Regions from separate parts of the Homo sapiens genome. Here region 2 is linked to region 1. A link is a loop called in an ENCODE intact Hi-C map of the cell type or tissue named here. Cell type or tissue: sigmoid colon. All regions are shown on one strand. Links, peaks and the distances in the headings refer to the core of each region. The heading gives the core; the rest is flanking DNA.

Evidence for each region. Hi-C counts contacts between places; a loop is a spot of excess contacts. Peaks named below come from ENCODE experiments on the same cell type or tissue, not always from the same donor. Only the 100,000 strongest peaks of a DNase experiment are listed, where the experiment ranks them.
Region 2: a loop joins it to region 1, with 15 times the contacts of the local background. A loop is called at or near these places in 44 of 110 quality-filtered maps.

What each region holds. Positions count from the first base shown.
Region 1 is chr22:36,970,470-36,985,531 of GRCh38, reverse strand. No RefSeq gene overlaps it. Among named protein-coding and RNA genes, the nearest start is that of LL22NC01-81G9.3, 13 kb to the right of the region's middle. RefSeq lists cis regulatory regions at 2,868-3,467, 4,483-4,810. In sigmoid colon, for the core only: a CTCF peak has its summit at 7,283 (motif pointing right); DNase peaks (open chromatin) are centred at 4,707, 7,331 and 7,981; H3K4me3 peaks cover 876 bases.
Region 2 is chr22:36,870,397-36,884,883 of GRCh38, reverse strand. NCF4 (neutrophil cytosolic factor 4) reads right to left here. Exons shown (of 10, transcript NM_000631.5): 5 at 14,342-14,469; 6 at 13,175-13,232; 7 at 12,459-12,557; 8 at 9,101-9,231; 9 at 8,790-8,855; 10 at 6,869-7,256. The coding sequence ends at 7,061. It overlaps NCF4-AS1 (NCF4 antisense RNA 1), which reads left to right and starts at 14,441. Exons shown (of 2, transcript NR_147197.1): 1 at 14,441-14,487. RefSeq lists a silencer at 5,722-5,914 and an enhancer at 12,553-13,091. In sigmoid colon, for the core only: a CTCF peak has its summit at 11,082 (motif pointing left); a DNase peak (open chromatin) is centred at 11,064; H3K27ac peaks cover 1,777 bases; H3K27me3 peaks cover 940 bases.

The sequences.
Region 1 (15,062 bases), core at 3,567-11,566:
GAGGAAGAGGAGTCCTGTTTTGGGGGGTGGTTAGATGGACTGATGTGTTAATCCAGATGCCCATTACCAATGCTCATGGAGAAATGTGCCTGCCAAAGGCCTGGCCACTTCCTTCCTCTGGCCCACACTGCACGCATCGCACTTGGGAAGCAGATAATCAGAGAAGGGAGTAAGCCTACTCTCAGGACAAGGGGTTGAGTTTCTTTCATTGCTGGCATTGCATGAATCAGTCTGAGTGAGGGCATCTTAGCCTCCCTGTGCTGCTGGCTTCCCTGGTTTACGACAAGCAAAAGGGGTTAGGTGACCTGTCCAGGGCAGTGGCAGGAGCCAGGCTTGGGCCCCTCCTATCCAAATCCCTTTTCAAGGGGCCAGTATATATATATATATATATATATTTTTTTTTTTTTTTTTTTTTTTTTTTTTTTGAGACAGAGTCTCACTCTGTCACCCAGGCTGGAGTGCAGTGGTGCAATCTCGGCTCACTGCAAACTCTGGCTCCTGTGTTCAAGCGATTCTCCTGCCTCAGCCTCCTGAGTAGCTAGGATTACAGGTGCATGCCACCATGCCTGGCTAGTTTTTGTATTTTTAGGAGAGATGGGTTTTCACCATGTTGCCCAGGCTAGTCTCGAACTCCTGAGCTCAGGCAATCCGCCTAACTTGGCATGCCAAAGTGCTGGGATTACAGGTGTGAGCTACCGTGTCTGGCCCCAGCAGACCAGTATTTACTGAGCACCTACTATACGCTGAGTGTTTGGCACCATGTGGGAGACAGAGATGAGTAGTCCTTGGCTCAGAGAGATGATAATATGAGACAAAGATGAAATTAATACAAGGTGGTGAAGGGTCAGGAGAGAGAGGGTGCAGCCTGGGGGATGGAAGTCAACTGCCTGGGGCTTCCAGGGTGGGAATTTAGAAGCTGGGGAGCATTGCTCCTGGCCCCAGGTGATTTGGGGTCAGCGTTACTAGAGCTTTGGAGCAGGTCAGGGTCCCATGCAGACTTCCTAGGGTAAAACATTCCAAGTCTCCAGAGGGAAGGGAATTGGTCACTGTGGGCCCTTTGGAGGTCAGAAATAAATAGTTCAGCTGCTCATTTGCTCCCCAAATGGTTCCCACAGCACATCCTCTCTGGCTGTCCCTAAACAAGCAAGCCCATTCTTTTGTGCAATCAATTCTGGGTGATTATAGGTTTCTTCCAGTCATCTTGACCTGTGACCCCCCTAAGGGATTTTCCCTAGATTTTGTTTTATATAATATTTATTTATTTAATTTTTTAAATATTTTTGTTGTTGTTGTTGAGACAAAGTCTCACTCCGTCACCCAGGCTGGAGTGCAGTGGTAAGATCTCAGCTCACTGCAACCTCCCGGGTTTAAGTAATTCTTGTGCCTCAGCCTCCTGAGTAGCTGGGACTATAGGTGTGCATCACTACATCTGGCTAGTTTTTGTATTTTTAGTAGAGATGGGGTTTTTACCACGTTGGCCAGGCTGGTCTCGAACTCCTGACCTCAAGTGATCCACCCATCTCAGCCTCCCAAAGTGCTGGATTACAAATGTAAGCCACTGTTCCTGGACTTCATATAAGATTTAGTTAGGTCTATTTACCTTACTCCCCAACCTTCTTGCAATGTCCAACACAGATAAGTTGATTCACCAAGGAGAGACCACATTTTCTCAGACTTAAGGGACTTGAACCACAGGGTGACCCCATTAAGAATAATAGCTAGCACTGAGAAAGCACTGTATACACATGAACTCACCTAGTCACCACAACACCCCTGCTAGGTAGGTACCTTTATTGTCCTCATTGCCTCATAGATCCAGAAATTGAGGCACAGAAAATTCTAGTGACTCCCCCAAGGTCACACAGCTAGTGTGTTGGAGCTGGAGTTTGAATCCAGGTGGTTTAACTTGGAGGTCCTCAACTTTAACCTCACCTAGGTCACGTTGCTCAGGGGAAGTACAAACTATGGTGGGCAAGGTTGAGGTCTAGAATACGTATGTAAAAAGTCCAGAGGAGAGGCCGGGTGCGGTGGCTTACGCCTGTAATTCTAGCACTTTGGGAGGCCGAGGGGGACGGATCACTTGAGGTCAGGAGTTTGAGACCAGCCTGGCCAATATAATGAAACCCCGACTCTACTAAAAATACAAAAATTAGCTGGGTGTGGTGGCGGGTGCCTGTAATCCCAGCTACTTGAGAGGCTGAGGCACGAGAATCACTTGAACCCAGGAGGCGGAGGTTGCAGGGAGCCGAGATCACACCACTGCACTCCAGCTTGGGTGATAGAGCAAGACTCAGTCTCAAACAAACAAACAAACAAACAAAAGTCCAGAGGAGGCAGTTTACATGGAGATTTTCATATTTGCTGCTAGTCATTAAATTCTTCCTAATTATGAAGCGGGAGAGATATTTTAAAGCTGGGTGAAGGAGAAGGAAAAGCTGCAGATGCATTTGGTAGGATTTGGGGAAAAGCCAGGCAACTTCTTCAAATAAATTAACCCGAGATAATTACAGGCTGACTTGAGGTCCACAGTCCAAGCAGGGCTTCTTGGACTGTAGACTTGAAGTCTTTATAACACTGTGCTCCCTCCCTGAGGAAGAACAAGAGGAAAAAGGCTGGGAGGTCTTTAGAGACCCCTATCTGCACCTCCCTGTTTAACAAATGGGGAAACTGAGGCCTGCATGGACAATAAAGTGAACTGTCAAGGTCCCAAAGCATGTGAGAGGAAGACACAGAATTGAGCTCAGGTGTTTCGGCTTCCTTTGGGGCACCCTCTCAGTGACCTTGCTGCCCTGGCTAATTCAATGCAGGGTGGCCAGAACCAGGACTCAGCTCTGGATGCCAGCTCAGCTGCCAAACAGCTGTGAGACCCTGGGCAAGAGGCCTCCTCTGAGCCTCAGTTTCCTCATTTGTAAACTGGGGATAGTCAGAGAATCTACCTTATGGGGCGGTTGTGAGGGTCTAGGGGCTCCTGGGATGAAGCGCCTGCCATAGTACCTGGCGTGGAAGAGGGGCTGGATAAGTGTGATTTAGCCTTAGTATATTTCCCACATACCTCAGCCACCCAGAAATGATCAGAAACAAAGAAAGGACAAAGGAGAAACCGTTTCAGTTTAGCCGCAGGAAAGCTGAGAAGGGAGATGAAGGATATCTGTAGGGACAGAAATTAGACCCTAGGGTGGAGTCTGGGCCGGGCTTTGCCTGCAGGGGGCAGATAAGCATATTACACATTGCCCAGCTGAGAATAAAAACCAAAGCCCCTCCAGAACAGTCCCTGGGGACCAAGCCACATGGCTGGGGAAGAGCCTCAGAGTTTGGGTTCCCTAAAAGCAGACCCCGGAACAAGGATTCCCATGCAAGGGTTTACTTGGGAACCCTCATGAGGAGATGCAGGGAGGGGAGTGGGGAAGAGAGAGAAAGAAGGAAGCCAATCAAATGTACACAACTGGCCGGGTAGGGCGGCTCACACCTGTAATCCCAGCACTTTGGGAGGCCGAGGCGGGCAGATCACCTGAGGTCAAGAGTTCGTGACCAGCTTGGCCAACATGGTGAAACTCTGTCTCTACTAAAAATTCAAAAATTAGCCAGGCGCGGTGGTGGGCGCCTGCAATCCCAGCTACTCGGGAGGCTGAGGTAGGAGAATCGCTTGAACTTGGGAGGCAGAGGTTGCAGTGAGCTGAGATCATGCCACTGCGCTCTAGCCTGGGAGACAGAGAGAGACTCCATCTCAAAAAAAAAAAAAAAAAAAAAAAAAGAAAGAAAGAAAGAAAGAAAAAAAAAGTACACGATGACGGAAATTACCCCTGGAACTTAACTCCCCCCAGGAACTCTAGGAAGCATGTAGAATCTGTAGAACCTCAGAGCTATCGGGGCGTTGGGGTAGGGCTGCCCCCATGGCAGGGGAGGGCTGCACCTCCTTGGCACTCGCAGCCTTGGGGCAGGCTCTGCTCCAGCGGCGGTGGCAGTAGCGTGTGTCCCTGTCATAGGAGGCCAGTGTGGGCGCTGGCGGCAGGAGTCAGGGGGAGCACCCTGAATGGTCCAGGTGGCAGAGTGGGTGTCAAAGGGAAACACAACCGACATGAGTGCAGGCAGTGGAAGTGGAGGCAGATTTGGTTCAGCAGGGGAAAGAGCTGAGCTCTGTTCCAGCTTCTGCAGAGGTGGCTGGGCAGACGTTTGAAAGAAAGAACGTGGGAGCTGGGAAGACAGCAGGCACTCAAGTGAACAGCGATGAGGGCTGGGCAGGGTCGGAGCCATCCCGCCAGTTGTGTCTATGTCTGCAAGCTGGCAATGATCTCAGCTGGGATTCAGTTCACCCAGAGACAGGGAGACAGAGGCCCTGTCCTTCCTGAGGATTCCATTTCAAAGGAACAACTTTCAGGCCGCTCCTGCGCTGTAGAAGATGCACACATATCTCAAAGGGACCAGGGAGGGATTCATCATCGTAAGCTGTTCTTAGGTTAATTTTCTAAGAAAGAGAGGCCAGGGCTGGTATAATTTGGGTATGTGTTTGTTGCCTCCCAAATCTCATGTTAAAATGTGATCCCCAATGTTGGAAGTGGGGCCTGGTGGGAGGCGTTTGGGTCATGGGGTGGGTCCCTCGTGGCTCGGTGCTGTTCCCGCAGTAGGAGTGAGTACTTGTGGGATCTGATTGGGTAACTGTGTGGCCCCTCCCCCCTCACTCTCTCGCTCCTGTTTTCATCATGTGACAGACATGCCTGCTCCCGCTTCGCCTTCTGCCATGAGTTAAAGTTCCCTGAGGCAGCTGGCTCATGACTGTAATCCCAGCACTTTGGGAGGCCGAGGCAGGTGGATCACGAGGTCCGGAGATCGAGACCATCCTGGCCAGCATGGTGAAACCCTGTCTCAACTAAAATACAAAAAAATTAGCCAGGCGTGGTGGCACGTGCCTGCAGTCCCAGCATCTCGGGAGGCTGAGGCAGGGGAATCGCTTGAACCTGGGGGCAGAGGTTGCAGTGAGCCGAGATCCTACCACTGCACTCCAGCCTAGCGACAGAGCAAGACTCCACCTCAAAAAAAAAAAAAAAAAAAAAAAGATTCCCTGAGGCTTCCCTAGAAGCAGATGCCAGCATGCTCCTTCCTGTATGGTCTGCAGAACTGTGAGCCAATGAAACCTTTTTTCTTATGAATTAACGGCCAAATACAGGGACCTATTGTCAGGCATTGGCTAGAACAAAAACAGTCAATTCTCCAGGTAATGTTGAGCTTTCTCAAGCAGCATTATTTATCTATTTATTTATTCATGTATTTATTTTTTTAGAGACAAGGTCTCATTCCCTCACCCAGGCTGGAGTAGTTGTGCAATCATAGCTCACTGCAGCCTCCAACTCCTGGGCTCAAGTGATCCTCACACCTCAGCCTCCTGAGTAGTTGGGACTGCAAGTGCATGCCACCATGCCTGGCCTTTTTTTTTTTTTCAGACAGAGTTTCGCTCTTGTCACCCAAGCTGGAGTGCAGTGGCACGATCTTGGCTCACTGCAACCTCCGCCTCCCAGGTTCAAGTGATTCTCCTGCCTCAGCCTCCTGAATAGCTGGGATTACAGGCAACCACCACCACGCCTGTCTAATTTTTTGTATTTTTAGTAGAGACAGGGTTTCACCATGTTGGGCAAGCTGGTCTCTAACTCCTGACCTCAGGTGATCCGCCTGCCTCAGCCTCCCAAAGTGCTGGGATTACAGGTGTGAGGGCCATTTTTTTTTTTAAGGTACAGATGGGGTCTTGCTATGTTGCTCAGGCTGGTCTCAAATTCTTGGGCTCAAGTGATCCTCCCTCCTGAGCCTCCCAAAGTGTTGGGATTATAGGCAGGAGCCACCGCACCCAGCCTCAGGTGACATTTTAATGGGGAGAGGATGGTGGTGCTGGAGTCATCCAAGGGACACGTCCTGATGCTGTTAGGAGCCAGCTAGAGTTTGGTCTTCCCTTAGTGCTGAGGTTAGGAGAGAGTTTTTCTGTGCCAAGAGCCCTGCAGTTCAGTGGGTGGGACCTGACAACTCCTCTTATAGGAAGACACCCTCTTGCTAGTCTTTTTTTTTTTTTTTTTCTTTTTTGAGACAAAGTCTTGTTCTTTCACCAGGCTGGAGTGCAATGGCATGATCTCGGCTCACTGCAACCTCCACCTCTTGGGTTCAAGCGATTCTTCTGCCTCAGCCTCCCGAGTAGCTGGGAGTACAGGCACCCGCCACCACATCTGGCTAAATTTTGTATTTTTAATAGAGAGGGGACTTCACCATGTTGGCCAGGATGGTCTCGATCTCCTGACCCTATGATCTGCCTGCCTCGGGTTTACAGGCATGAGCCACTGCGCCCGGCCCCTCTTGCTATTCTTCAGCAGCCTTGGAGTGAGAAACCTGAGGCCCCTGTCCTTCCCTGGAACAGAGAAACCTGCTGTCTCACATGCATATATGCACACACACACACACACACACAAACACACTGTACATGAACTTACACACAGACATCTAAGGCCGGGCGTGGTGGCTCACACCTGTAATCCTAGCACTTTGGGAGGCCGAGGTGGGTGGATTGCCTGAGGTCAGGGATTGGAGACCAGCCTGGCCAACATAGTGAAACCCCATCTCTACTAAAAATACAAAAATTAGCTGGGCATGGTGGCGGGTGCCTGTAATCCCAGCTACTCGGGAGGCTGAGGCAAGAGAATCGCTTGAACCCAGGGGTGGAGGTTGCACTGAGCCCAAATTGAAATTGAACCACTGCACTCCAGCCTGGGTGAAAAAGCAAAACTCCGTGTAGAAAACAAAACAAAACGAAACAAAAACCAGACATCTAAGCACGTTTGTACAAGCAGGTGCACGCAAACATGATGCACACACACAAATATACATATTTGTACACATACACACCTAGGCACAGCATACGAAAGCATTGCTAACTTAAGTCCAAATACAAGGTTGCCAGTCGGCTTCATGGGCATGCAGCCTATAACCTGTGCAGTCCCAGACGGCTCATTCTCAGAGGGCGCTGCACTTGATTTAATGCCCTACTGTTACAATATTGAGATTCTTAATAATTTTTGAACAAGGGGCCCCCACATCTTCATTTTGCACTGGGCCCTGCATGTACAGATGCACACACAGGTGTTCTCTATCTCATTCTGTCTTGCCCTCTCCCCTATCTTGACTTCACATTGGAAGTTCCCACACATCTCCATCCTCAACTCTGAAATCCAAGGGCTTAAAATGAAAAGGGAAAACTGCAGCTGGGAGCGGCTGCCCCTGCGGAAGGGGGGTTGAAGTAATGTCTGTCGCTGACCTGTAGGTGGCAGCACAAGCCGAGCCAAGCCTCAGCAGCGGACCGGAAGGAAGGAGGCGGGGCTGGGAGGAGATGGGTGTCACCGCGTCACTGGTGCAATCCTTCTACAAACGGCACGGAGATTTCCCAAAGCACAAGATTCTGCGAGGGATTGTCTCACTAACCCATTCTTCTACCAATTCAGTTTTAACAGTTTTCTTTCTTTCTTTCTTTCTTTCTTTTTTAATTTTCTGATTACAAATGCAACATTTTTTATTATAGAGAATAGCGTCTAAACGAAAGTAAAAATCATCCATAATTAGATACTTTTTGGTTCTTTTTATTTACTTATTTTAGAGTCAGGGTCTCACTCGGTCACCCAGGCCGAGTGCAATGGCGAGATCTTAGCTCAATGCTGCCTCGAACTCCTGGGCTCAAGCGATCCTTCCGGGGACTACAGGTGTGCGCCACCAGACCTGGCTAACTTTTTTTTTTCTATTTCATCCCGTGGCTAACAATGCCTGACTTCCTGGGAACGCAGCCCAGTAGCCCAGCCCCTGTTCAAAATGGAGTCACTCTGGTTTGAATGCCTGTAACAGTTCCAGCTCCCCCTTGGACCTCTTTTCCAGCACCTCTGTCAGCCTGGCTTACTTAGTGCTCCTCTGGCCAGCTCTGCTCCGCTGCGGGGGCCGCTCTTGGAGGAGGTGTGCGTGTCCCATAGGGGCACCTACACTGCACAGCGCCCCCGTGAGGGAGATGCACTGGCTCAGCAGCTCCCCATACTGCCTCGGGTCCTGCCCTCCTCTAGGGCACACCCCACAGCCTTGGCCTGCTGGGGTGTTCTCACCCAGTTGTCTGCCCCCTTGGATGGGCTCTGCGTGGCCACTCACGCCTCACTCCCTTCCTTGGGGTCCACGTGCATTTTGGAAGCTCCTTCATCCTGTGGCGTCATGGGGTGGAAGTGTGGCAGCCCCACTAGCCTCCATCCCCCGTGGTCTCCCTCCAACCCTCTCCTCCCTATCAGAAGGCAGAGAGCACAGCAAGGTCCGGCAGGCACGATGGGTTGTTCTCACTGGGGAACAAAATGTGAGTCTCCCCTTAGTGAAGACCGCCAGGCTCTACCATTGCTCCTCTGGGAGATATCCTCACCTGGCTTGGGGCAGAGGAGCTCACCCCAGCTCCTTCTTCACGGTAAGGGGGAAGGAAAAGCCACAGTTTTTCTTACCTGGCCAAGCACTCACCTCTCTGACACTTCTTCCCTCTCTCTCTAGCCCAGGTCTCCCTGGCCCAGAGGAGGGCCAGAGTGTGTTAGTGAGGATGTGGGGTTGCAGAACCCTGAGAGGGCATCTGACCCCCACTGTTTATGGTTCTCTGCAGATGTGGGCTCTTTGATGACTCTTTATCTGAATTTGGAGTCTTGAAAGTCCCCCTTATCATATTGCTACACTAACCAGATGCCCACTGATGGGAGCTTCAGATATTTCCACCTTGGGACTATTACAAACCACACCCACGGAGCATCCTTGGACACATCTTTTCATGCTCATGTCAGAATCGTCACAGCTCAATGGATTCTTCTTGCCCGCTGCCCTAGAAGAAACCAATGAGAACGGGAGGTGTTGCCACCTAGAAAGAGTTTAATAATCACAGGGCCTGCCAAGCAAGGGGAACAGGGAGAAATTTTTCAAACCCATTTCCCTGAGAATTCAGAGGCTAGGGTTTTTTTTAAGGGTACTTTGGTGGGCAGGGGGTTGGGGAACTGGAACCGTTGATTGACTGGAGATGAAATCACAGGGGCATCTAAATCTGGCCGGGCACGATGGCTCATGCCTGTAATCCCAGCACTTTGGAGGCTGAGGTGGGCGGATCACTTGAGGTCAGGAGTTCGAGACCAGCGTGGCCAACATAGAGAAACCCCGTCTCTACTGAAAATACAAAAATTAGCTAGGTGTGGTGGTGCGTGCCTGTAATCCCAGCTACTCAGGAGGCTGAGGCAGGAGAATCCCTTGAACCTAGGGGGCAGAGGTTGCAGTGAGCTGAGATTGTACCACTGCACTCCAGCCCGGGTGGAGAAGACTCCGTCTCAATAAATAAATAAATAAATAAATCTGCCTTCACGCAGCTGAATCAGTTCCTGGGAGTTGGGGTGGGTTGTGGTGGGGGTGGGCAGTCTCAGAACAAAGTGGTATCTGTTGGTTTATCAAAATGCTAAATCTGAAAAATATCTCAAAGACCAGTTTTTTTAGATTTCACAATAGTGATGTCATCTATAGGAGTAGTTGGGGGAATTATAAATCTTGCCACTTAACCCCCAGTTAAGTGACTCTGGACAGTAAGCAAATTATAGAAAAACAAGCTAAGCACTGGGCAGTCATTGTTTAATTCTGCCTATTCCTTAGCAAAGTTCAAGCCTCTACCTTAATTCTACCCTTGTCTTATGAATGCAGCTTCAGTCTTTGGACAAGGAGAGGAGTGGTGGGGGGAATCAGTTTTCCTTGCCTGTAAGTTTAGCTATAAACTAAATTCCTCTCATAGTTTCTTGAACTCTGCACTAAAATAAGCAAAAAAGCAATTTAGCCTGTGAGGTTAGAAGCAAGACGGAGTCAGTCACATTAGTTTTCTCTAATTCATTACTTGTAATTATTATTATTATTATTATTATTTATTATTTTTTTTAGATGGAGTCTTGCTCTGTCACCAGGCTAGAGTGCAGTGGCGTGATCTGGGCTCACTGCAACCTCCGTCTCACAGGTTCAAGCGATTCTCCCGCCTCAGCCTCTCCAGTAGCTGGGACTACAGGCATGCACCACCACGCCCAGCTAATTTTTGTATTTATTTATTTATTTATTTATTTTGAGATGGTGTTTCACTCTTGCTGCCCAGGCTGGAGTGCAATGGTGCCATCTCGGTTCACTGGAACCTCCGCCTCCCAGGTTCAAGCAATTCTCTGCCTCAGCCTCCCGAGTAGCTGGGATTACAGGCGCCTGCCACCACGCCCGGCTAATTTTTGTATTTTCAGTAGAGACGGGGTTTCACCATCTTGGCCAGGCTGGTCTTCAACTCCTGACCTCGTGATCCGCCTGCCTCCGCCTCCCAAAGTGCTGGGATCACGGGTGTGAGCCATTCTGCAAAGGCAGTTTCAGTATTTCCGTGGGCTAGGTTTCTGAGAGTAATAGGGCATGTTTAGTTAAAATGTTATCGTGTAAGTTAACAAATTGCCTTCCAGAAACACACGAATTTGCACTGTCATGAGTGAGAGTGAGCATGCCCGTTTCCTCCTCTTCTCATGGACTTTTGCTGTCACTTGCTTTATTTTCAGTGATATGAGAGGTCTAATAGGATCACACAGTTGTTTCATTTTGCATTGCTTTATTAGTGAAATCGAGCACCTTTGCTCTGGAGGGCCTTGATTATGCTTGCAACCTTGGGAAGGGGATTCAGAGAGAGAGAAACAAACAGAGGGAACACGCTATTTGACAGCTCTGAAAATACAGTCCTCCAGAGCAAAAGGGCATCTTCGTTCTCCTCACAGGCACCGTCAGCCCTTATAGTCTATATCTCAGATAGGCAAATTCCTCCTGCCAGGTTTTAAAAAATATATTACTTTTGGCCAGGCACGGTGGCTCACACCTGTAATCCCAGCACATTTGGGAGACCCAAATGGTAGATCATTTCAGCGGATCATTTGAGGTCAGGAGTTTGAGACCAGCCTGACCAATATGGTGAAACCCAGTCTCTACTAAAAATACAAAAAAAATTAGCCAGGTGTTGGCCGGGCGCAGTGGCTCACGCCTGTAATCCCAGCACTTTGGGAGGCTGAGGTGGGTGGGTCACGAGGTCAGGAGATCAAGACCATCCTGGCTAACAAGGTGAAACTCCGTCTCTACTAAAAGTACAAAAAATTAGCCAGGTGTGGTGGTGGGTGCCTGTAGTCCCAGCTACTTGGGAGGCTGAGGCAGGAGAATGGCGTGAACCCGGGAGGCAGAGCTTGCAGTGAGCCGAGATCACGCCACTGCACTCCAGCCTGGGCAACAGAGCCAGACTCCATCTCAAAAAAAAAAAAAAAAAAATTAGCCACGTGTGGTGGCAGATGCCTGTAATCTCAGCTGCTCGAGAGGCTGAGGTAGGAGAATCGCTTGAACCCTGGAGGCAGAGGTTGCAGTGAGCCGAGATCCCGCCACTGCACTCCAGCCTAGGTGACATAGCAAGACTTCATCTCAAAAATAAATACATAAATAAATAAAATAAAAATAAAAATATATTATTTTTTATCCTCTTTCCATTCCTTCTTCGGTTTTCGTTGCTGTCTGCCCTAGTCCAGGGTCCAAGTGGCCATTGTGGGGAAGAGCCAAAGTCCTTCCATGACACTTTTTTTTTTTGAGACAGAGTCTTGCTCTGTTGCCAGGCTGGAGTGCAGTGGCACGATCTCGGCTCGCTGCAACCTCCACCTCCCAGGTTCAAGCGATTCTTCTGCCTCAGCCTCCTGAGTACCTGAGATTACAGCCACCTGCCACCACCCCCGGCTAATTTTTTGTAGTCTTAGTAGAGACGGGGGTTCAACATGTTGGCCAGGCTGGTCTCGAACTCCTGACCTCAGGTGATCTACCAGCCTCGGCCTCCCAAAGTGCTGGGATTACAGGCGTGAGCCACCGTGCCCGGCCTTCCATGACACTTTTAAGACTACTGTTAGCATTCAGAGGGTGTAGGTCTGTTGGAGTCTTCAAAGCAGAACAGCTATAAGAGAAACCATCTCGATATACAGGATTGTCCGTGTCAATCCCCTGTCACCACCATTCCCTTTGAAGGTTTCCTCTGGATGGCAGAGACTTCCCAGAAGCCCCTTGTGTGGTTCTAGCTTTGTTCCCCAGTGAGAGGCTCTAGAGAAAGATCTAGAAGACAGGAGAGAAGGAGAGGACACTGTCTTCTGAAGGTGCCAGTAGCCAAGTGTGGGGCAAGTGAGATGCCCAGCCCCTCCCTTGGGAGCTCTTGAAAGCCATCCTTGCCCATTAGTGGCAGCTTCTCCCACCCACTGGCGGCTTCTCTGGCTTTTGCTCTGCATGCTCTTTCCACAGTTGTTTTGGTTTTAAAAGGGGTTTTTGGAGACCAAATATTTGAATATAGGAATCTGGAATTGTTCTTTTCATCTTTTTAGATTTGAAGGCCACAGTGACTTCATTGCCAGTAGAAAGTGAGACACTAGCCGTTCATGACATGCTTTGACAAATCAGTTACCTAAATTAGCATCTGTAATTGCCTGGGGTCAACTGCCTATGGCAAGCAAGGCCTTGGGACATCAAGTAGCTATTGCAATATAAGATTCTTATATTAGATTCTTCTTGTAGAACCGGCGGGATTTTTCTGACCATACTGGAAAAAGTGGAGGAAAAATAAAGAGACAAATTTAGGACTGTAAATTTCCAGCTGAAGGCAGAGATAGACCACCAGAGAATTATTAGATTACTCTGAAAGAACTCCTTATTTCTTATGGTCACAGGGCCAAGATTTCTTTTCTCTATCTCTCTCTCTCAGTCTCTCTCTCTTTTTTTTTGGAGTATAGTGGCGTGATCACAGCTCACTGCAGCCTTTACCTCCCAGGCTCAAACGATCCTTCCATCTCAGCTTCCCAAGTGGCTGGGATCTCCAGGTGCGCACCACCAAACCTGGCTAATCTGAAAAATTTTTTGTAGAGATGAGGGTCTCCCTGTGTTGCCCAGGCTGGTCTTGAGCTCCTAGGCTCAAGTGATCCTCTCACCGTGATCTCCCAAAGTGCTGGGATTACAGGCAGGGCCAGGATTTCTAAAAACCAAACTCCAAGTAAAATAAAATACAAATTTAATTCATGACCTTGCTAGATCTCTTCTGTAACAAGGGATTAATTGGGAAGGAGAGAGACTCTAAGAATTAGAAGTGGAAATTTGGGCAGATTTTGATAAATCTGAATACCTTGAACCCCAGACTTCATCTCCCTAGTCATCAATAGCAGCTCTTTTCCCTACTGGAGATCAATCTTCTTTTGCCTCAAGACTTTAATTAACTCACCTGAGGCTGCTGCCCTGAAGGGACTGTTGATTTTACTCCCACCTTTTATTATTTTCAGAACCATAACATCCTGGCAGACCCTCGGGTAATGACGACCAAAGCTGATCTGGGAGGAGGCATTCAAACAATTGCAAGACCTTTGCCAATTTATAATGTCAGAATCCTGAGGAATACGTGAAGGAATGAATTTCAGGCTGCGAGACCAGGGCAGAAGGAACATAACGTTGAACAAACAGAACTGATGAAGCTGGAAGCGCTGGCTGGAGAGCCTGGCTTCAATCTGTCAGACGGAGCAGCTGGGGGCTGCTCTCATAGCTCACTGGGTGCTGCAACCCCAACCCAGGGCCCGTGGTCCATTAAATGCAGTCAGGATGCAGGCATTTACCTTGCTATATCATAGAGGAGGGGATTCAAGGCTTAGGCAGATAGGAACGTTGAAGTGTATTTATGGTGCGCAACCTGCTCAGCCTTCCCGGGGGATGATACAGAGGATGCTGTCTTCATTAAGCCTTTTTAAAAATACTTTGGTGTGATGAGACACAGTGAGGCCTATTGGGGATGGAGAAACCTAGTTCCAATCGGTCACCCGGGGACAGGGAGCTACACTACGGTGCAGATGTGCAGCTGCACAGAGACAAAAATATTATGTAATGAGCATGCGGAATGCCTGCTCAGAGTGAATTGTTGTTAGAACAAGTTTATAACAAGACATAATTTATAACGATGTGCAAACGCTTGCTGGCTGCTAGATGAAATACACAGTTAGCCTGTAAAATATCTTACCAAAACCAGTTCAACGGGAAATAGAGGCTGAGCACGTTGGCTCACGCCTGTAATCCAGCACTTTGGGAGGCCAAGGTAGGCAGATCGCTTGAACCCAGGAGTTCAAGACCAACCTAGGCAACATAGTGAGACTCTGTCTCTACAACAAAGAAAACCCCCCAAAAAACAAATAAATAGTCAGGCTTGGTGACGTGTACCTGTAGTATCAACTACCCAGGAGGCTGAGATGGGAGGATTGCTCGAGCCCGGGAGGTCAAGGCTGCAGTGAGCCATGATCATGCTTTTGTACTCCAGCCTGGGTGACAGAGCAATACCCTATTTCTTAAACAAACAAACAAACAAACAAACAAAACAAAAGGAAGTAGAAATGCTAGTGAGAAAGAAAAAAGATGAGAATGTTTCTGATGTTTATTTTAACCTGATACCCAATTTAATACTAAGCTTTGGAAACCCACGTGGAAGTTGACTGAAGGCAGAGACAGGCCTGGCATCTTGGAGTGGCATTTGCCTGGGACACAGAACCTTGAGAGGTGAATGCCAGCAGACATGTAGAAAAAGAAAGAGTGTTTTCAGAAAGCAAGAAGTCTCCTTTTAAATGGTAAAATACTAAAGAATAGAATAATTATAGAAAAAGTGGAGAAGTGTATTTAATAATCACTTATAAATGCATCAGGCCTAGACAGTTTAACAGGCAAGCTCTTTTGTTTTTAAGCTCATTTAAGATGTTAAGTTCTTACAAGGCAGATTACTTTTTAAGTAACAGATAATCCTCATGTTATTTAAATAATACCAATGGAAAGATAAAGATGGAAGGAATATCCCCCAATTCGTTCAATGCAGCTATTATATCTTAAAATGTGGGATGAAAACACACAAGGCCCTTTAGAAAGAAAACCCAAGATCAAGAGGATGATGCCTCTTTGTACAACGAAGGTCACCTAGCTGCTAATCAGAAACAGTTGCAGGCTAGAGTTTA
Region 2 (14,487 bases), core at 6,488-14,487, 100 kb after region 1:
TTGCAAGCATCAGTATAGTCAGAATCTGTGTCAAATGTGTTAATGTATAATCAGCATCATTCCAAACACTGTCAATTGTGTACATGACATTCTTAACACTGGACTCTTTCGGGAGCCATGGAATCTTAGGTTCTGTGATGGTAGCAAGAGCACAGCCTGAAAAAAAGTGTTTACCCTTCCTCTAAACTTCTTTGCACTTAGGCTAAAATGCACATATCCCCCAAGGGGAAATAAAAGCTGAAACTGCTTTTCCACAAGATGTTTAGGGAGGGAGTATGCATAGCAGTTTCCTAGGAATGATAACATCTAACAATTGTTTTTTCCAAGCTAGAATCCCTGCAATGAGTTTGTACCGCTGGTATAAAAATGTTATTAATCAGTCAGAAAATATTTCTCTGGTTACTCATGGTGTCTAGTATGTGTACTGACAGACGGTAAATTGGATACATCCTACAAAGATGGTGGATGTAGGCTTTTTCCAGTTACTGTCAAATGTATCTGGTGTGTTCCTGTAGCACATGGTACGCCAAGAACAGTCAACAGGGTGTAAGCAATTGGTGGGTCCTCATCAGCCATTCTGCAGAGCAGACTGAAGCCCACTGCCAATTGATCAGAGCCAAGGTTTTCATCAGATACCGTTACTTAACAAATCCACCCATGCAATTTTCATCAGCTTCATTATCAGCAAAAGCTTTTCACTTCTGATTTTGACGGGTTCTTACTTGAGCTGTACATAAAATCAAAATTCATCCCCCCAAAAGCATCAAAAAATAAGGGAATAGCAGAGACACATATGGCTGGTAAGCGTTAACTATTCAGCTCAGGGTCAAGGAGTGCTACCAAGTGAGTTTGAGTACCAAGTTTACACAAAAGTAGATTGTGAATCTGTATAGACGTCCCAGCTGTCTTCTGGTTAGTGGTTTCCAGGAATATCTTTTTTCATACTTTTTTTTTAATTTCAATGTTTCCATGACGTTTTACCTTATGTGTGTCTCTTGTACATATGACACTTACATAGATTTAGATTTTTAAAAATTCAATCTGACAGTCTTTTTTTTTTTTTTTTTGACGGAGTCTCACTCTCTCGCTTAGGTTGGAGTGCAGTGGTGCGATCTCGGCTCACTGTAACCTCCGCCTCCCGAGTTCAAGCGATTCCCCTGCCTCAGCCTCCTGAGTAGCTGGGATTACAGGTGTGCACCACCACGCCCGGCTAATTTTTTAGTGTTTTTAGTAGAGACGGCATTTCACCATATTGGCCAGGCTGGTCTCAAACTCCTGACCTCGTGATCTGCCAGCCTCTACCTCCCAAAGTGCTGGGGTTACAGGCATGAGCCGCTGTGCCCGGCCCTGACAGTCTTTTAACTCATGCATGGAATCCATCTATGTTTATGGTATCAGAATTATTGATAAATTTGGACTTTTTACCAACTCACCCATTGAATAATATATATGTGTGTATACACACACACACACGCACACACATAGATGCGTTCATACCTTCTTTCTTTTACACATCTGAAAATTTGCCATCTCATTCTTTTTTGCTTGTTTATCTTTATGGTTACATTCTTTATTTCTTTAAATATTTCAGTCACATAATTCGGTAATCGGTAGTCCCTGGGGCTCTAAAGCTATTGTTTATTGCCTCTGCTCATTCTCACTCACAGAGATTTGGTGATCTTTGACTATGAGCCTTTTGCTTGATATTAATCAGGGTAACTCCTGCCAGCCTAAACTGGAAATACTTTACTCCAGAGGAGACCCTCTTCCGCTTCTGCTTGAAGCCAGGAATGCCACTCTCTCCAGATCACCTCAGCTCTCACATCTAGGGCCTTGGCCTGGCACGGAAGCCCCTGGCGCAGCCTCCCTATCTCATGGCCTCCCCATGGCTCTGCCTTCTGGACTGCCTCTGCACTCCAGAAAACAACACCCCAACTGCTCTGTATTCTGGTTTCAGCTCCTATCATAGTTTTTTTGGTGGGGAGTGGAAGAATCATTGGAGAACTCCTTTGCTTCTTGTGAGGCTCATAATTCCTCAAAGCCTGTGTCCTAGCTGAGGTCTGGTTGTTTTGTGGCAGAAAATTTTCTTGGTGAATGTGGTCAGGCAACAAACTAGAAGCCAAATAACTGGGTTTGGGAGATCACACCTTGCAAGGTCTTTTAAAATTTTTCTTAAATGGATATTTTCTAGTGTACTGTTGTGGTTCAAATTGTATTCTCCCCCAAAAGATATGTTGAATTTCTAACCCCAGTATCTCAGAATGCAGTGATCTTACATGAGATAGAGTCTTAGCTGGGTGCAGTGGCTCACACCTATAATCCCAGCACTTTGGGAGGCTGGGGCATGTGGATCACCTGAGGTCGGGAGTTGAAGACCAGCCTGACCAACATGGAGAAACCCCATCTCTACTAAAAATACAAAATTAACCAGGCGTGGTGGTGCACGCCTGTAATCCCAGCTACTCAGGAGGCTGAGGCAGGGGAATTGCTGGAACCCAGGAGGCAGAGGTTGCAGTGAGCTGAGATCACACCATTGCACTCCAGTCTGGGTAACAAGAGTGAAACGCCATCTCAAAAAAAAAAAAAAAAAAATAGAGTCTTTACAGAGCTAATCAAGTTAAAATGAAGCCATTAGAGTGAACTTCCTTTAATATTTTTTTGTAATGGCAAGTCTGCTTAACAATGAATATTCTCAGTTTTTGCTTATTTTGGAATGTTTTAATTTCACCTTCATTTTTGAGTGGTAGATTTGTTTTATGTAAGATTCTTGGTTGACAGGAAATCAGCTGTTAGTCTTAATGTAGTTCCCTTTTATGCGGTGAGTCATTTTTCTCTTTCTGCTTTCAAGATTTTCTCTTTATGTCTGGCTTTCAACATTTTGACTATGATGTGTTTAAGTGTGGCTTTCTTTGTATTTTACTACTTGGAGTTTGTTGAGCTTTTTGGATATGTAGATTGGTGGTTTTTTAAAAAATAAAAATTGGAAAGTTTCCAATCATTATTTCTTTTCATCCTTTTTCTGTCTCCTTCTCTCCTCTCTTTCTGGTAATCTCATTATGCATATGTTGGTACACTTCATGGGTCCCACATTTCTCTGATGCTCTGCTCATTTTTCTTCACTCCTTTTTCTTTATTTCTTTCTTAAGATTGCATCATCTCTATTGATCTATCTCTCAGTTTGCTTATACTTTCTCTGCTAACATTCTTTTGCCAACTCAAATCTACTGCTGAGCCTTTCTAGTGGACTTTTCATTTCAGTTATTGTTCTTTTCAACTCTAGAATTTCAATTTGGTTCTCTTTTAAAAAATTATTTATGTCTTTGTATTGATATTCTCTATTTGAAGAGTCATTGTTACAATACTTTCTTTTAATTCTTTAAACATGGTTTCCTTTAGTTATTTAAACATATTCCTAATATAAAGTCATTGTTTGCTAAGTCCAGCATCTGAATCCTTCCCTCAAAGGCAATTTTTTTAGTTTCCTTTGCCTGCTTTTATTTGCCTCCTGTGTATGGATTACACTTTGCTGTGTCTTTGCAATTCTTATAATTTTTTGTTGGGAACTATATTTGCCTGTTCTTGCACTGCTATAAAGAAATACCAGCTGGGTGCAGTGGTTCATGACTGTAATCTCAGCACTCTGGGAAGCCGAGGCAGGTGGATCACCTGAGGTCAGGAGTTCGCGACTAGCCTGGCCAGCATGGCAAAACCCCATCTCTACTGAAAGTACAAAAATTAGCTGGGCAAGGTTGGGGGTGCCTGTAATCCCAGCTACGCAGGAGGCTGAGGCAGGGGAATCACTTGAACCTGGGAGGCAGAGGTTGCAGTGAGCCGAGATCATGCCACTGCACTCCAGCCTGGACAACAAGAGCAAGACTCAGTCTCAAAACAACAACAACAACAACAACAACAACAAAAAACAAACAAAAAAACAAAAAAACACCTGAGACTGCATAATTTATAAGGAAAAGAGGTTTAGTTAGCTCTTGGTTCTACAGGCTATACAAGAAGCCTAGTGGCTTCTGCTTCTGAGGAGGCCTCAGGAAACCTTACAATGATGGTGGAAGATGAAGGGGAAGCGGGCAAGTTTTAAATGGCAAGAGCAGGGGAAGAGAGAGAGAAAGAGGAGGTGCCACATACTTTTAAATGGCCAGATCTCACTCACCATCGCAAGAACAGCACGGAGGGAATGGCACTAAACTATTTATGAGAATCCACCCCCATGATCCAACCACCTCCCATAAGGGTCCACTTTCAACCTGGGGATTATAATTAGACATTAGATTTGGGCAGGGACACAGATCCAAACCATATCAGGAACTGAACATTTTAGATTATATTTTGAAGCAACTCTAGATGCTGCTCTCCTATTCCCTCTAGGGCTTAATGTTTTTGTTATTTGGTTTGTTATCTGTTTACTTGTTTAGTGGCTTCACTGAACTAATTTTGTGAGGGCCGTTTCCCCTACAATGTGTAGCTTATGATGCCCCCGCTCGTATTTTTTCCTCTTGTGTTTTTTTTTTTTTTTTTCTCTCTTATCCTGGTTTCCTAGAGGTTGCACCTGGGTCTGCATAAACCACCTATTGGTGAAAAGTTGTGCTGAAGCCCCCTCAATTAGATTGGTTTCACCCCTTACTTTTGGCCGTGAATGTGGTTTGAAGACATCTTTTACAGTACAGGGTTCAAACTTGCCCCATGTTCAGTCAGAAACTGATAGCCCAGCGTTTCTTTCTCCAGTCACTCCTGAGAGTGATCGGCCTGGGCGTGCACGCAGTCTTCCAGACCACCAGGAAATGAGTGTAATTTTATTTTTAAGCCTGCCTTCCTAAGAATCCCCTCTGTGTCAGATTAGCTTATTGTTCAGCCATTGCTTGGTCAGAGGTTATGCTTCAGCCTCTTGAGCTAGCGTGTTTTGCTGATGGATCTGTATGTGGTTTAGGGAATGATTTCAAGTCTGCCACACTTTCCACTCTGATTTCTGCTGTGTGGGTGCAGCCTGGCACGAGAGCACAATCTTTTGAGTCCTCAGGGATGACTGTAGTCCTAGAACCACTATTCTTCGTTATTTCTTTATCTGGTTCTCTGTTAAATTTCTGGCCTTACATTTCTCTTGATGGCATTAGTATCTAGCCCCTCCTTAATTGCCGGCCACCAAGATTTCCATTATTTTTGCCAACTTCTTCGGCATGCTTCCCAAATAAAGTTAGTCCCCTCAGGAAAAGCTGTGGAATTCTCCATCCCTAAGGCCTGACTCTCTCCCTGGGCAGAACCTCTGCACCACTGCATCAGAGCTGGGGATGGGGAAATCAGCCTGCTTCTCCAGGAGTGATGTCCTGTTCTGTGAGTGGGCACTGGAGTGGAGGACGGTATCCCTTGATCTCAGATTGCCCCTCTCAGCATGGAACCCCTGCTCTACCAGAGGGTTAAGGTTCAGCATTCTTAGCCTGCTACGCCTATTGCAGAGCCCTTGCCCTAGGAGGGGGAGCTGAGTGGGTAAAGGGAGTGTCATGGGTTGAAGTGTTATGTTGGAATTAAAAATGACATGTTGAAGTCCTAACCCCTAGTACTCCAGAATGTGACCTTATTTGGAAAGAGGAGGTTTATAGAGGTAATCAAGGTAAAAGAAGATCACTAGGATGGGCCCTAGTCCAATATGACTTGTGTCCTTATACAAGGGGGAATTTGGATGCAGAGACAGACATGCACAGAGGGAAGACACTGTAAATACACACAGGTAGAATGCCATGTGAAGACAGAGTGATCCATCAACAAGCTAAGGAGCACCAAACATTGCCGGCAAACCACCAGAAGCTAAGAAAAGGCAAGGAAGGATTTCCCTACATATTTCACAGGGAGCATGGCCCTGTGGACACCTAGCATTCAGAACTGTGAGACAATCGATTTCTGTTGCTTAAGCTCAATTTCCTGGTACTTTGTATGGGAACTGCAGGAAACTCAGTCCTCTCTGCTGTAATGACCTGGAATAGTGCTTCTACAACACAGGGCTGCAGAGAGAAGAGATTCTGGCAGCCTGTTCCTCCTGGGGTGAAACTGTGGAAGGTTAGGAGCTGAGGGATGAGGGAGCCCATCTTCCTGGCTGCATCCATCCAGAGTGGAGGATCTGGAGTGGAATTTCCATCACATGGAGCTGGGGGTGGGGGGACGGGAACACGATGTGTCTCCAATGCCACCGACTCACTGTTCTTACTGAGACGTAATGATCTACTTGAACGACTGTCTCTCCATGTGCTCTGTGCCCTTAGAACAATTTCCAGAGACTTTAAACAGTTGATTTTAAGTATTTCTCATCAGTTAAACTGCTGTTTCCCTGGGGAGAGGGTCCACCAAGCTCCTCACACCACCATTGTGGGAGTCACACCTGTTTAATTTTTGGTAGATTAGGATAGAAGGAGATTCAGCTCAGAGAAGGAGATCCCGTTGCTTTGTGTCCCCCTCCTCCTGGATGAGACTAGAGTCCTCCCCCTGTGTCTACTTACAGTGGAGACAACCAACCCCGAGACCTGCCTTCCTCCTCCACAGAGCAGCAGAGACAGGAAGGCAGAGGAGAGCTTCTGACCCTCATCACACAGCCGAGGACTTGGCATTGGTGGAACCCCAGAGGGCACCCAGAGCAGATCACTTCTGTGGGGCAGGTGGCCAATCCCAGGAAAAGGGGAGCAGTGGGAGGGAGAAAGGGTATGGCTTGGGGACCCTCGGGTTTCCCCCCAACACAGGGACAGAGCAAGGAAATGGGGTGGCAGGACAGGGGTCTCAGAGCCAGGGCCCCTGCCAGATATAAATGACGCCCTGTGGATGCTCATTAAATGGTATTTTACTCCCCATGAAAGACACTCTTTCCCGCAGCCTGCCCCTTTCAGATGGAATGGTTTATTTAAATCAGATGTAAATAGTAGAAAGAGACAGATTACAAGCCCCACGGGTCCATTAGCCTCAAAGACAGGAAGTCTGCCCATCCTCCCAGGTTTTCCTGGTCCCAATCTCCTCTGAGAGCTGAAGGTTTTTGCTGGTGTCCCCTCACTGCTCCAGGGACACCGTCAGCTCATGGCATCGTGTTGTAGACCCTGTAGTTGTCCTTCTGCGTGATGTGCAGCTTCCAGGGGAAGAGGCGCTTCTGGGAGGGGAGGCCACGAGCCTGCCGCACCATGAGCGCTACGTCCTCATCCGACAGCAGCCGAACCAGATCCCCCTCAGCGTCCCGGTAATTCAGAGCTATGTCCTCTCTCTGGAACTCCCGCCTGCATGGGAAAAGTCAGGGATAATCAAAGGGCCTAAGCGTAAGGTAGGGGTAGGGAGAGGGGGTGAAAAGGGTTTTATGTCCTGAAGCCAGGAGTAAGAAAAAGTCAGAGCCTGATACAAGCCCGTGTCATCCAAGTAATCTAACCTCCCATTGTACAGATGGGGATATCGAGGCCTAAAAGGGAGAAGAGGCTGGGTGCGGTGGCTCACGCTTATAATTCCAGCATTTTGGGAGGCCGAGGCAGGCAGATTACCTGAGGTTAGGAGTTCAAGACCAGCCTGGCCAACATGGTGAAACCCTGTCTCTACTAAAAATACAAAAATTAGCTGGGCGAGGTAGTATGCACCTGTGATCCCAGCCACTCAGGAGGCTGAGGCAGGAGAATCACTTGAACACAGTAGGCAGAGGTTGCAGTGAGCTGAGATTGCACCACTGCACTCCAGCCTGGGCAACAGAGTGAGACTCCATCTCAAAAAAAAAAAGGAGAAGGAGAAGAGACTTTCACGGAAATTAGTGGCACAGCCTGAAATGTCTCGTGTATAAATGTGCTAAAGGATTAAGAGTTGTGAAGAAGAGTGGGTTTGACTGGGCACAGAGTGGGGCTGTATAAAGCCTCAGAGAGACACCTGTGTGAGGCTATTGAGGAGAACCTTGTAAGGACAGGAACTGTCTGGCCTGGGTGCGGGAAGATGCGCATCCTTCTACTTGGCTGGTGTACGTAGAAATTGATCTGAGCTTTCTACCAGTAATTTCACAGTGTGGGCCAGAAGCCTATGAGACTTGCAAATGCTTTAATCCCCAAATCCACTTCTTGAAAATCATTCAAAGGAAATGATCAGATAAGTCATCAAATAGGTTAACTAAGATGGTCTGTACAATGTTGTTTAGAGTAGTAAAAAAGCAGAAGAAATCCTAAGAGGCCAGCAAAAGCGCATGGCCATGTTAATGATGTAGCCACTGAAAGGTTTTGTGCAGCCAAAGTGACTTTTGTGTGTGCATGTGTGTGTGGGGTGTAAGTACTGAAGAAATCTGAGTGTACGTCACATAACGAGGGGAGTAAAAATATGAGGTGATTTCACTTCTTTGTATCTTTCTGACATGGTTACTGACATTTCTTTTTTAATATATAATGAGTTGGTACAAGTTTTATAGTCAGAAATGTAGCAATGCGGTTACCATTCTGTAAAATAACTGTCCAGCAATGTCCTGGACCTGGGGGGGTAGTGAGTCCCTGAGAGTGGATGGTTCAAGTCCAAGGCTTTTAGCCAGAGAGACTTTAGCTCCAGCTGCAGATCCGGATCTAAACCCACAACCTGCGTGAGCTCAACCAGTTCCCCTAACCTCTCTGCAGCTTCCCCGCTCATCTCTAAAGTGGGGAGATGCTGCCTAACCTGCAGGGCTGGGCTGCGGATAAAAAGAGAAGACAAAGTACACGCAAAACCCCAGCACCTTAATACTAGTGCTTAACATTTCTCCCTGCGCTCTCTTCTCCAGAGTATCTAACTCCCCAGCCCCATTCCCAGCCCCTCACCTTGTGAGCTCCAGCAGGTCTTTCAATAGGGGAGTGCTGCTGAGATCTTCCTCCACCGCGATGTCCCTAAGGGGGTGACAGGCTGGAGTAAGGAGGCATCAGGCTGGAAGTGGGGTGTGGGGTGGGGGAAAGGGGAATGAGGCTGGCCAGGCCACCCTGGACGTTGATGGCTTGTTACAGCATTGTGGCTCATCTGGGAGCCACTGGGGGCTTTGGAGTGGGAGAGGGACCCATGAGAAGGTGATGTGAGGGGCAGTGGTCGTAGGGATGGCAGGAAGGCTGGACAGGCCCCTCCCTCCCAGGCCACAGACTTGATGGTGCTGATGGTGTCTTCGTAGTAGTAGCAACGCAGCCAGTTGGTGGGGTCGTCCTCCTCAGGGAAGTCTTTGAGGATCTTCACGAAGGAGAGAGGGAAGATGCCCGTGGCTCCCCGGACAGTGCCCTGCAGAGGAAGAGAAGGGATGCCATGCTGGTGAGAGGAGAGGCAGCAGAGCCACGCCTCAGAGCCCTCAGCCCCGTTCTAGTGATGGGGAAAGGCAGATGAGGTCCGGGTCTTCTTCTGTAGAGGGAGGAGGGAAAGCGAGGAAGTTCGCTGAGCTGGTCACTTCTAAGAAGGCTTATATTTGGGTTTTACAATATGCCAGAATCTGGATTTATATAGAAAGCTGCTTTTATCTCACTCATTCACTTATTCATTCAACAAAGGCTTCTTGAGAACCAGCCACGTGACAGGCTCTGGGCTCTCAAAATAGATAAAAGTCCTTGGGCCGGGCGCAGTAGCTCACACCTGTAATCCTAGCACTTTGGGAGGCCGAAGCTGGTGAATCACTTGAGATCAGTAGTTCGAGACCAGCCTGGCCAACTTGGTGAAACCCTGTCTCTACTAAACATATACAAATTAGCCAAGCGTGTTGGTGCGGGCCTGTAATCCCAGCTACTCGGGAGGCGGAAGCAGGAGAATCACTTGAACCTGGCAGGTGGAGGTTGCAGTGAGCCGAGATCACGCCATTGCACTCCAGCCTGGGCAACCAGAGTGAAACTCTGTCTCAAAGAAAAAATAATAATAAAAAAATAATAATAAGTCCTTGCCCCCACGGAGTTTCCAGTATGATGGGGAATGACACGCTGTGCGCGCTGTGAACAATGACCTATCCAGTGAGTCAGATGGCAGCAGGTGTTACAGAGGAAAATAGAACAGGGGAGGAAGAGGATGAGGGGTGAGGAAGGGCCTGCTGCTGATCCCGCTCACTCACTCATTCATTCATCAGATACAACTGTGCCTCTACTCTAGACCAAGTAGCCAGAAATCAGACCCAGACCCGGCCATGGCCTGGGCTTTGGGCACGTGTTCTGTTCATCTTCACAACGACCCTATGGAACATGGATTATTTACATGCCATTTTACAAACATATTAACCAAGGCTCAAAGTGGTCCCCTCCCTGCCCCTCTGCCCCCACCTTCAACCTGAGGCCAGAAGTTAGCCAGCATACTGATAAGTAGGACTTTCCGGAAAACAGGAAGGCAATACATGTTTTCTATTTCTGGAAAGTGGCCCAGAGATACTCCTCAGGCCTCTGTAAGAGCCCTGAGTTCCTGAGATGGAGATCTATGATTAGGGTAAAATGGAAACTGCTAAACTGGCTAAACCAGTGGTCACTACTAGCTCCTCTCCAGGGCCTGGACGCTAGGGACCCAACCCAACTCTTAAAGGTCCTGGGACCCCTGGGGGCTGACCCTGCCTCTGGGCCTGTCCCAGAACCTCCTTCAACACTCCCCACAGGAGCACTAAGTCTGAAGACAGGACCTAATACAAAAGGCTGGTCCCAGGCCAAGGCCCAACACAGCCACTTCCCACCTCCACTCACTGAGTCAGAACACAGCCCTTCTGTGGGCCACACAGGGACAAAGCAGTGACTGGGAAAGTCCCTGGCTTTGAAGTTTCATTTAAGTCTCCTAATGACCCTAGTACCTGGCCAGGCGCCGCACACCCAGGCTCTGGGGCGAGCCCTGGCCATCTACCACCTCCTTTACCCTTTCCAGGAAGCCGATGAAGAAACATTTACAGAAAAGGAAACCGCAAGTTTGAGCAAGTTTCCAAAGGTCCACAAAGCTAGTGAAAAACAGAGCTAGGAAATGGCCCAAACAGGCTGACTCTGAGTTCACACTCTTCATCAGCAGCTTTTACTGCTGTGGGCAAGGTATGTACTGTTGTCCCATATTACACAAGTGGTTGCGATTTCACCCCTCAGGAGCAAATATCTGGAGAGCCATGTGATTGGTGCAATTTAGCAGTGCTGCTGGCATCTAGTGGAGAGGCCAGGGATATTGCTGAACAGCCTGCAATGCTCAGGACAACCCCACAAGGGACCATCTGGCCCCAATGTCAATAGTGCCCCTGCTGAGACACCCATTACAGACCAAGAAACTAAACTCAGTAGGTTAACTTACTTGCCCTAAGCAACCCATTTTTCAGGGTCAGAACCAAAGCATGAGCTCCAAGAATGTTCTGCTGCCACCGAACACCTGCCTCCCCAAAGGCTTTGTTCCCGCAGGCTCCCCAACCTGCCTGGATCTCCAGGGCTATCCTCAGATAGCATCTCTTCCCTGAGGCCTTCTGAGACCATCCTCAGTCTCTGAAGCATACAATGCCTGAAGCAACCTCACCTCCAGCCTCACCTCTAATCTCAGCCTAACCTTACCTGCATTCTCACCTCCATCCTCACCTCCAACCTCACCTCCATCCTTATTCCCAACCTCATCTCCAACCTCATCTCTAACCTCACTTCCAACCTCACCTTCATCCTCAACTCCAAACTCACCCCCATCCTCACCTCTAATCTTACCTCCATCCTTACCTGCAAACTCACCTTCCTCACCTCTATCCTCACCTCCATCTTTACCTCTAAACTCACCTCCAATCCCACTTCCATTCTCATTTCTATCTTCACCTCTAATCTTACCTCCAATCTCACCTCCACGCTCACCTCCATCCTCACCTCCAATCTCACCTCCATCCTCACCTCCAACCTTACCTCCAATCTCACCTCCATCCTCACCTCCAATCTCACCTCCAGTCTCACCTCCATCCTCACCTCCACTCTCGCCTCCACCCTTACCTCCACCCTCACCTCCAATCTCACCTCCAATCTCACCTCCATCCTCACCTCCAGTCTCACCTCCACCCTCACCTCCAATCTCACCTCCATCCTCACCTCCAACCTTACTGCCAGTCTCACCCCCATCCTCACGTCCACCCTTACCTCCATCCTCACCTTCACCCTCATCTCCACCCTCAATCTCCATCCTCACCTTCACCCTCATCTCCACCCTCACCTCCATCCTCACCTCCAATCTCATCTCCAATCTCACCTCCAACCTCACCTCCAATCTCACCTCCAACCTTACCTCCAATCTCACCTCCATCCTCACCTCCAATCTCATCTCCACTCTTACCTCCACCCTCACCTCCAATCTCACCTTCATCCTCACCTCCAATCTCACCTCCATCCTCACCTCCACTCTTACCTCCATCCTCACCTCCAATCTCACCTCCACCCTCACCTTCATCCTCACCTCCAATTGCACTTCCACCCTCACCTCTATCTTCACTTTTAATTTCCCTCCAACCTCACCTTCAATCTCACCTCCATCCTCACTTCTGAACTCACCTCCAGCCAGTCTTTGTTGATCCGACTGAGGAGGAAGATCACATCTCCAGCTTTGAAATTCAGCTCCAGTTTGCTGTTTCCAGTGAAGTCAAATAGAGCCTGAGGAGAAGCGTGCAGTAAGGAGGGAAGGAGAGAACACTCACTGAGTTCCTATAGAAGTGCCTTACATACTTTAGTCTCCCATTTTACAGATGTAGAAACTGAGGCTTGGGGAGAATAAGCGACTTCTCTGAGGCCACCCCATTTTTTAGTGGAGGAGCTGGGAATTGAACCCAGGTCTCCCTGACTCCAGGATGGGTGCTCCTTCCAAACCTGGTGGGGGTGAGCACACAGGGAAGGGTTCGAACTCTCTGGGCTGAGCACCCACCCTGGTCCCCAGGCTTCATCGTGGGCTGGGCCTTGTCTGAGTCATCTCTGCAGCTTCCATGCCTAAGGCAGGGCTGACTCAGAGGAGGCCCAGGTAAACTGTCCGGATGAGCGTAGGGATGGAAGCATTCTCCTCTGGCTCCGCACGCTGGTCACATGCCCTCCCCTTAGCTGGGCTCGGGGGACCCCCAGTGGCAGAGGCTGAGGCTGTAACCCCTTCCTTCCTCCTGGTGCCCAGCACTGTCCCAGGCACACAGCAGCACCCAGCAGGAGAGGCCCAGTGGCTGGCAGGTGGGCCAAGGCAGATGCCCACAGTGTGAGAGCCTGGCCAGCGTGGGGGCGGGGGTTACCTCTGCTCTCGGAGCTGCCATGCGGTCAACGCTGTTGCCCTGTGGGGACACGCTCTTGCTGTGGAGAGAGAAGAGGGGCTTGTTAGCCCTGTGATTCTCTCAGGGCCCAGCTTCCTGCTCCTGTGTCCAGAGGAGCCCCTTGCAAGGAGCAGGGAAGGCAGAGGAGACAGAAGATGCTGAAATGTGGCTGCAATTGCTCCTCTGGGCGGGCACACTTGTCCCCAAATCCTCACAACCTCTTTGGAGGTGGGATTGTTCTCCCTTCTTTATGGACCAGGAAGCCAGGCTCAGAAAGCAGGTGGGGAAGGGGATACACGCTCATTCGGTGCCTTTCACTTGCCAAAGTGTTCAGATGTGTTTGTTCCTCTGCTCCCTACAACCAAGCTCTGATGTAAATGTGACTGTTTCTAATTTTTCAGCTGAGGGAAACTGAAGGTTGGAGAGGTGAAGTGCCTTGCTCTGGGGCCTGCGGCTGCCACATGGCACAGCTGGAATTAAGACACACCTGCCTGTGTGCACAGGGGAGATGCCAGGCATGGAGAGGACCCTTGGAGACATTGGTGGGAGGAAGCAGAGGGAGGAGCTGGTGGGGAGCTCAGGAGCTCCGTCCTGCTTTTCCCAGAATTCTTAGTAGCAGCAACCTGGGCTTTGGAAGCCCAGCAGTCTACGAGTGGCTTGAATTTTTGGTGGGAAGGATGGGCTTTTTGGAATAAGGGAGGAACAGTGTGCTCTGGAGGCCAGCATGATACAACTAGAGCCATAGCTGGCCCCATGGAGCTCCAACACACCAGGGAGAAGGCATTCCCAGAGATGCTCAGAGAATGTTTGTGGATGGGGCAGCTTTTCCCTCCTCTCTGCCCCCAATTCTTTCCAGGCACCCAGAGCTTCTGGGCTATCCCCAGTAGTTGCTGTGGCACCAAACTCTCTGGAGTCAATATCCCAGTCCTCGTCTTCCAATCCTTATTATCACATTGAAAGGCACACACCCTCTGTCCCTCCAAGCCTGAACATGACTTTCTAAACCCATCTAATAAATCAAATCATCCTGGAGTGTCCAGGGATATGGCTGATCTGTATTTTCCTTCTCTCCTTTCAGGGAAAAGAGATGCTTTTCCAGCAGGGACCCAGGGCTCTGGCCATGTGGAAGCCCAGGGGCTGGTCACTTACACTTTCCGGGTGCGCGGGCGGAGCCGGCGGAGTGCCTGGGGCACCTGCTCTGAGTCATAGGGCGACTGGTAAAAGAAGATCCGGACGTCCTCATCCATCAGCACCCAGACCGGCAGGCTGAGCAGGCTCTGTGTGGGTGAGACAGC